Regions from separate parts of the Homo sapiens genome. Here region 2 is linked to region 1. A link is a loop called in an ENCODE intact Hi-C map of the cell type or tissue named here. Cell type or tissue: ovary. All regions are shown on one strand.

Region 1 (4,000 bases):
TGGGATAAAGAAAATGGATTTTTAAAATAATGCCTTACAGTGTAAGACATTTTTCAATTTGGAAGAAATTCTTGATAGTTAATTCCTTCAAGGAATTAGGTGAAGTATAACAGAACAACTTTTAAATTTGAATCTTTAGAAAACAACGCGACACATTTTCACTTCTTGGAGCTGCCAAAAGAGGGCCAATTTAGTAGTAATTACCCATATTTTGGAGAATTGGACAATTTTTTTTTTACTTTAGTGGATTTAATAAACTATATGTGGATGTCAGGGAAAGGAGAATCCACTAGTGTTAGGAAGATAGGAAAGAATGAACTCCCAAAAGCACTTTACAATTTTCTGCAAGTTAAATTAGTTAGTATTATCACATCCCTCATGTGGCTACTTACTGCTTTTTAGGCAAAATAAAATGGGCCAGAAAAGAAATTTAGGAATTCTGGGCTCAAATATTAATTATTTAGTTACCTTATTTGGGGCTAAGCTGTATTTCATTTAAAGGCGTCAGGAACAAACATCATCTTGGTCAGTTCCTCCATCTGATGACTGGGGGCTTGATTTTGAAAGCTTGGGTGGCAAATTGGTCATATACTTGGAAACTGTGAGATTTCATCCCCTAAAGGGAGAGCCTGAGTGTCGAAAAGTGACCAAATGCCTGTGGATTGTTTTTTTTTTTTTTTTCCTTGTTTTTCATTCTAAGTAATATTAATTATGTGTCCAGGTGCCCTAGGTATTTCTTGGTACTGGGCCATTTATCTTGAGAACTTACCTGCCTCTCACACCGTGCTCTGGGAGGTCATAGCCATTACTGTATTATCTTTGTAGGTGCCAGTGGAAATCTAGGTCCTAAAACCTATAAAATATTTTGTAAATATTTTATGCAGCGCACATCTTTGTAGATCCACTCTGCCAGTGGGTACTCCTGGGTTTTTACAATGGTGGGGCTAAAAATCAATCTGAAACAATACAAAAGAAACAAAATAGTCTTTGGAAATAAATACAATTTGCTTTTATTCTGTGTCTATACTTGCTCAAGAAAAATAAAGTGCACTTTAAAAAGTTTTTTTTAGGTCTCTGCTGTTTCACTCAACGCAGATAACTTTTGATCAGTGGTTTATTTTGAATGAATTTCTTTTTACAAAGTAACGTTTTATGGTGCTGGTGAAAGTTATTCTAAACTCCTCCCTTCCCACCACCCCCTGCAGAGAGCAACAAGGTTTATGTAACCCAAAACTTTGGTGGGAGAACTCAACTGTATTTAAATAGAGGTTAACCTCTGGGCCATCCAATATAGTGTGTCTGTACTAAGTCAGGTTAGCATGTAAATAATATAAATATAACCAGAAATGTAACAACGGTATTTAATAGTCATCAGATTTATTTCTAAAATATTGCCATGGATTCAGAATACTGAATTCCAACCAGATGTATTTCGGGAGTATTACACAGGTCATATATATTTCACTTTTTTGGTTCAAACCCAGGGGATCTACACGATAATTAGATTGAGAACATCTGCATCAAATCCAAACCATTTCCCTGATCCTTCCTTGAGCCTTCCCCATGGGAGGGATTTCTTTTTTTTTTTAAGCCCCTGCACATTTTGTCTAGCCACCTTTAGCGCAATTCCTAGGTCTCGCCTGCCTGCCACCGCAGAAATAGACATGCCAGGGGAAGGCGGAAGCACCCCCCCCCCCACCCCCGCCGCCTCCCCGAGTGTGCAGGCATCCTTAGAAGTCGCATTTCCCCGGGACAGGAATGTCCCTCGGTGGCAATGCCGCTTCCCGCCAGAAGCCTGACTCCGGGACAGGGCGTGGCAGGCGCGGGGGCCTGGGCGCGCCGGTGGGCACGTGCGCGGGGACCCGAGGACCCGAGGACCCGAGTGTCGGGGCGCCGCTGCCCTCTACCGGGCGGCGCGGTCGGAGCTACAGCGCGGCGGCCGGCCGACTGAGCGCGCGGGCCGGGGCGCCCCACACGGAGGCAGCCCTTGGCCACCCGAGATCCACAGTGCCCTGCTGTGCGCGGCGTCACCGCATCTAGGGTGGAGGCTCGCAACGTGCCCCCCGACGCCAGCGCGCTCCCACCCACCGGCGAGTCAAGGTTGCGTTGGGGAGACAGTGAACCCCGTTCCCGACATCAGGGGCCTCCCCTTGGGGAAACTGAGGCCCCTGGCCAGCTGCGCAAGACCTGGGGACACGCGTGTTCTCTAAATCTTGGGACTTTCATTTCCAGCCTCTTCCTCCAAAAATGCCGAATTCACTGCGCCAACCCTCGAACTCACTTGAAAAGCAATTGTTTTCCACTTGCGCGTTTTATTTTGTATCCTATGCAGATTCTATTTACATATGCATTTTGAGATTAAGGAATTTGGGGACTTGTTTTAACTAATTACTCGTTCAGTGAAGTACGGGAGAGTCAAAGAACAGTATTCCTACTGGAAACTCCAAGTCACACGTGTGTATAATCAATGAAAGATGACGATCATAAAACGTGTGCTTTCGCCAGCTTTCCGCGAGGAGAGAAATCAAAAGAGAATTTATTTTTTGGTTTGCATTTTAGCATTTCTGTAAACTTGGGACCACGCTTTCCGTTTTCAGTGAGTGCACCCACACTTTCCAACTTTCTGCGCCCAAAGTTGCAACAAACCAAGGTGTCTGAACCACAGGAAGTTTCTTGGGCTGTTCCGCTGAAGCGGCGCGGGGGGACACAGAACTGGGCTCCCAGACTTTTCCTGTCGTGGCCTAAACTGGAACGGCTTGGGCGAATGGGGGCTGCCGGGACCCCCAGCGCTACCGCCGTTGGGGTGCGTTCGGGTGCGACGCTGGCACCGCCGCTGTCCGGGTGTGGGGCATCCACGCGCGCGGCCCCCTGAGAGGGTCAGGGCTGTTTCCCCCTCAACTCCACTCCTCCAAACATGCCACGCTGTTCCTGGTCGTGTCGGTGTCCCGGTCCTCGCTGGGCGCAGAGGGATCAGAGTGTTGCCGTCCACCGTCGGGGCGCCTCCCACGCACGCTGCTGCGGGGGGCCTGGGCCACGCAGGGGTCGGGTGTGGGGGGTCCCGGGCAGGTGGTAGCGGCGTCTCCGCGCTCTGTACACTAACCACTACAGGGGCGCTCCGACGTTCCCCCCAACCGGAGTCTTGAAGGCGCTGCGCTCGGCCACCGCGGGCGATCGCGATCCCAGCGGGAGACCCCCCCCACCCCCGCAGCCCTCCCCAGGTGCGCGGTGCCGGGGGACCCCGGGCGCTGCCCTCCAGCGCCCCCTCGGGGCCGGGTCTGTGGCCGGCGCGACCGCGGACTTTGGGGGGGGTTGTCCCGAGGGGCGGGGGTCGCCGGTCGGCCCGCGGAGGGGAGGGGGAGGGCGGCGGTGGGGGGGTTGGGGGAGCAGGGGCCGGGGCCGCGCGCGCGAGGCCGGGCCGCGGCCGCCGCGCCCTGGGGCTGCGACTCCGGCTCCGGCTCGGGCTCGCCATGGCTGCGGCGGTGCCGTGAGGAGGAGTCCGCGTCCTCGGTGGCGGCGGCGGCGGCCGGCTCCAGGCCGGGTTTTGGCGCCGCCCGCCTGCTGCCTCCTGGCGGCTCCTGAACTCCAGCCCCCTCTCTATCAGCCGCTCACTCCGTCTCAATATGTCTCAAGATGGCGGCCAATGTGGGATCGATGTTTCAATATTGGAAGCGCTTTGATTTACAGCAGCTGCAGGTCAGGCTCCTCCGCGCTCGGCCTCGCGCCCGGGGGTGGGGGCTGCGGGCGGTCGCGGCCTCCGCCGGGGGCCCCGGGCTGGCCCAGCCGCCGGGGGGCCCGCGGCGGCGGGGAGGAGGGGGGTGCCGGGCACCGCGGGGCCGAGTCGGGGCCGAGTCCCTCCCGCTCCCCGGCCCCCATTGATCACTCGCTTGATCGGAAATTGATCCTCTTTGTTCAATTCATCGATCAGCCCAAGATGGCGCCGGGAGCCGCCGCCGCCACCACTGCCCCCGGTGTCTGCCCCCACCCCGGGCGCCCCCCCGGG
Region 2 (4,000 bases), 60 kb after region 1:
TAGAGAATACTAAAGTTATGTTGGTTTTATTTTTTATTTTATTTATTTACTTAGTTTTTACAATGTACCATTTTAATCATTTGGGTATCCTTTTTAAAATCTCTGAGCTTTTTTATTTTTTATTTTTTTTGAGACGGAGTCTCGCTCTGTCACCCGGGCTGGAGTGCAGTGGCCCGATCTCAGCTCGCTGCAACCTCCGCCTCCCAGGTTCAAGTGATTCTCCTGCCTCAGCCTCCCGAGTAGCTGGGATTACAGGCATGCACTGTCATGGCCAGTTAATTTTTGTATTTTTAGTAGAGACGGGGTTTCACCATGTTGGCCAGGATGGTCTTGATCTCCTGACCTTGTGATCCTCCCATCTAGGTCTCCCAAAGTGCTAGGATTACAGGCGTGAGCCACCGCGCCTGGCCTCAGCTTCTTTTTTTTTTTTTTTTTTTTAATTTTTATTTTAAGTTCCATAGTACATGTGCAGGATGTACAGGTTTGTTACATAGGTAAACGTGTGTACCATGGTGGTTTGCTGCACCTAGGTATTAAGCCCAGCATGCATTAGCTATTTTTCCTAATGCTATCCCTCCCCCCACCCCATATGTTTTATTTTATTTTTTATAGAGACAGGGCCTCACTATGTTGCCCAGGCTGATCTCAAATTCCTGGCCTAAAGCGATCCTCCCACCTCAGCCTCCCAAAATGTTGGGATTACCAAGTGTGAGCCACCATGCCTGGTATTATGTTGGCTTTAATTATATTTGTGGAAGAACTTCTATGTTCTCTTTCCTTATTTTAAATATTGGGAGATAGATGAAACATTTTAGGTTTCTCTACATTTGAAGAAGAGGTATATTTTCTTAGGTTCTTCTTTTTGTGAGACAGAGTGCAGTGGCACGATCTTGGCTCACTGCAACCTCCACTTCCCGAGTTCAAGCGATTCTCCTGCCTCAGCCTCCGGAGTAGCTGGGATTACAGGCGTGCACTACCACACTCGGCTAATTTTTTGTATTTTTAGTAGAGACAGGGTTTTGCCATATTGGTCAGGTTGGTCTCGAACTCCTGGCCTCAGGTGATCCGCCTGCCTCAGCCTCCCAAAGTGCTGGGAATACAGGCATGAGCTACCGCGTCCTGCCAGGTTCTCCTTTTGATAGAATAATATAGGTACTTGCCTCTGTTTCTATTCAGTATCAGTGAATTATCTACAGGAAAATGAACACAGGAAGACTGCTGAAGTAAAGAGGCCCACAGTGCCTGCATTCCCTTGCCTCATGTAGTCTTAGACTATTCAGGATGCTTTGAAAAGAGTAAACTGTAAATCATATTTCATATTCTTTGGGCCAGGAGTCTGGAATGGTTTCATATTGCCTGTGAAACAAGAGATGCTTCTCAGAATGAGATTTCTGGCTTAATTGAATTCGGATTATTGCAGGCAGGATGGGAGTGAAATGGTACATTCCTTTCATGCCAGTTGTGGAGAGGATCTCCGTGCAGGCCGTTGATAGAATAATATCCTGTGCTTCCTTGGTGTCTCTCTCTGAGGAAATAAGGGCTTAATATGTCCTATTCAATTAATCCTCACCGCATCCTTAAAGGTGACTGGAAGGCAGATAGTATTAACTCCATTTTACTTAAAAAGCAGCGGAAACATGGTGATTTGGAACTCCCTGGGAGCCCTCGAACTTTTCTCTAAACTCCACCGGTAGCTGAGGAGCAGGACACACGCACAGAGGAAGGACATATTTATGGCGCATCGCCTTGGTGCCAGGCACCGTTGGGAACTTTTTAGGATCGTGATGTCTTTGAATTCTCAGGACGTTTCTGCGAGGTGGTGGGCGGTATCATCCTGGTTTTTCAGGGAGAAGTCAAGTCACTGGCCCAGGTCCTCAAGCTGGCCAGTGTGGCCCGGTCTGACCCCGAGGTTCTGCCCGGGTTTCTGTCCCTCCAGCCTGGCATCGTGAACTCAGGGGAAACAGATGGGGAATCTGTTGTTGTAACAAAGATTCTAAGGATTTGAAGCAAAATCAACACACTCAGTTGTAGAGGGTACCACGTGGTTGATACCATTGAAGACAATTGCACCTAAATGAAATAATTTGATGGCGTGGAGTCCAGTTTCAGAGCGTTTGCATCACACCTTCTGACACCAGGCTGGGGGGCCGCCTGTCCCAGAGCATCGAGGACAGACACCGCTGCTGTTAGACCTCATTCCACCCCTTTAGTGGGGACCCACCGCGCGCTGGCCGCAAGCCTATTTTAATTTGTAACAATTCTGCTTGATGACAGGAAGACGTCAAAAAGGAGAAATCAGGCTAACTGGGGCTCCTTGTCCACTTGGGGGGCATGTCTCAGTGTCTTGCCTGGGGCCTTGTACACACCCTCTCTTACCGGGAGTAAAGTGAGGTTTAGAAAGATTACCTTTGTCCTGGGTCATTCTTCCTTAAATCACAGCTAGGATGCAAACCCAGACCTCTCTGATGTCAGTTTGCAAGCTCTTTCAGGTACCGTCAGCCACATGCCAGGCCTTCAGTGGGGTGATGTTTTTTGTTGTTTTTAGAAAATACTGCTATTCACTCATGGGAAATAGGGACGAGGGCTTAGATTTCAGCTGCTTTGCATTAGACAATGATTTCTCTTATTATAAGCAGAGCTCTCTATTAACCAAAAACACTTGGCTGTTAGACATGGTGTTTAATTGCTGTTAGAATGTATTTTTGTCACACTGCCCTATAATAAGCCAAAGAACTGTTTGTGCCAAACAGTGAAGGGAAGCTAGGGGAGGATGAAAACTGTGCCTGCTACTCCACCTCCCTTCTTTCGAGGTCGTGGTGTTTTGTTTGCTGTTTTAGCTGTGGTGTGTGTGTACCACTCGTACCTTTCACAGGAGGACACCTCATCTGAATACCAGTCAGGACCTGAGACGCGTTGAGCCCCTCCCCACAGTGCCCACGGGTAGGTGCGCCGCTCTCTGCCCCTTCCGGGAGCTCTGCTTTTTCTACCTTTAGAGATTTCTTTCATCCTCTATTACGTAGGCCTGACTTTTTGCCTAATAAAGGAAAAACAACCATCTATTTAGCACTCTTTTTTTTTTTCCCAAAATGGAAATGACTTTCTCTCTGATTTTTACAAAGCAAAAAATGAGAGTAAAGATTAAGAAACTACAAGAAATTATGGTGAAGGGAGTAAAGATGGCCATGAATCCTATGACTGCCGATGGTTTGGTCCCAGGATGCATTATTCAGATATTTTCTCCCTGTGGGCTTATGTAAACAGAAAGCTAGGTGAGTGGAAGTAACACGTCAAATACTGATTTGTGGCTGGGTGCGGTGGCTCACGCCTGTAATCCCAGCACTTTGGGAGGCCGAAGTGGGTGGATCACCTGAGGCCAGGAGTTCGAGACTAGCCTGGCCAACATGGCGAAACCCCATCTCTACTAAAAATAAAAAATTAACCAGGTGTGGTGGCACACGCTTGTAGTCCCAGCTACTCTGGAGGCTGAGGCAGGAGAGTCGCTTGATCCTAGGAGGCGGAGGTTGCAGTGAGCCGAGATGGTGCCACTGCGTTCCAGCCTGGGCGACAGATTAAAAAAAAAACAAAAAAAAAACCTGATTTGCAACAATTTTGTGTCCTAGCCTAGAGTTTACCGTGCTATTGAAAATATCTTTCGGCTGGGCGCGCTGGCTCATGCCTGTAATCCCAGCAGTTTGGGAGGCCAAGGCAGGCGGATCACGAGATCAGGAGATCGAGACCATCCTGGCCAACATGGTGAAACCCTGTCTCCACTAAAATAGAAAAAATTAGCCAGGCGTGGTGGCACGCACCTGTAGTCCCAGCTACTCAGGAGGCTGAGGCAGGGGAATCGTTTGAACCTGGGAGGTGGAGGTTGCAGTGAGTTGAGATCGGGCCACTGTGCTCTGACCTGGCAACATAGCAAAACTCCGTCTAAAAAAAAAAAGAAAAATGAAAAAGAAAATATCTTTCAATGATAGTTAATATATATATACACACACAC

The links. Hi-C counts contacts between places; a loop is a spot of excess contacts. Peaks named below come from ENCODE experiments on the same cell type or tissue, not always from the same donor. Only the 100,000 strongest peaks of a DNase experiment are listed, where the experiment ranks them.
Region 2: it touches region 1 in a loop (2.1-fold over the local background); 22 of 110 quality-filtered maps call a loop at or near these places.

What each region holds. Positions count from the first base shown.
Region 1 is chr7:101,812,401-101,816,400 of GRCh38, forward strand. It overlaps a transcript of CUX1 not described here. Among named protein-coding and RNA genes, the nearest start is that of CUX1, 3.2 kb to the right of the region's middle. RefSeq lists silencers at 1,662-2,071, 2,991-3,380, 3,421-3,650 and an enhancer at 3,482-4,000. In ovary, a CTCF peak has its summit at 1,924 (motif pointing left); DNase peaks (open chromatin) are centred at 1,921, 2,711, 3,251, 3,531 and 1 weaker place; H3K4me3 peaks cover 2,762 bases; H3K27ac peaks cover 2,755 bases.
Region 2 is chr7:101,872,761-101,876,760 of GRCh38, forward strand. All of the region lies in intron 1 of CUX1 (cut like homeobox 1), which reads left to right. Among named protein-coding and RNA genes, the nearest start is that of CUX1, 57 kb to the left of the region's middle. In ovary, no CTCF peak of the experiment used is centred here; no DNase peak of the experiment used is centred here.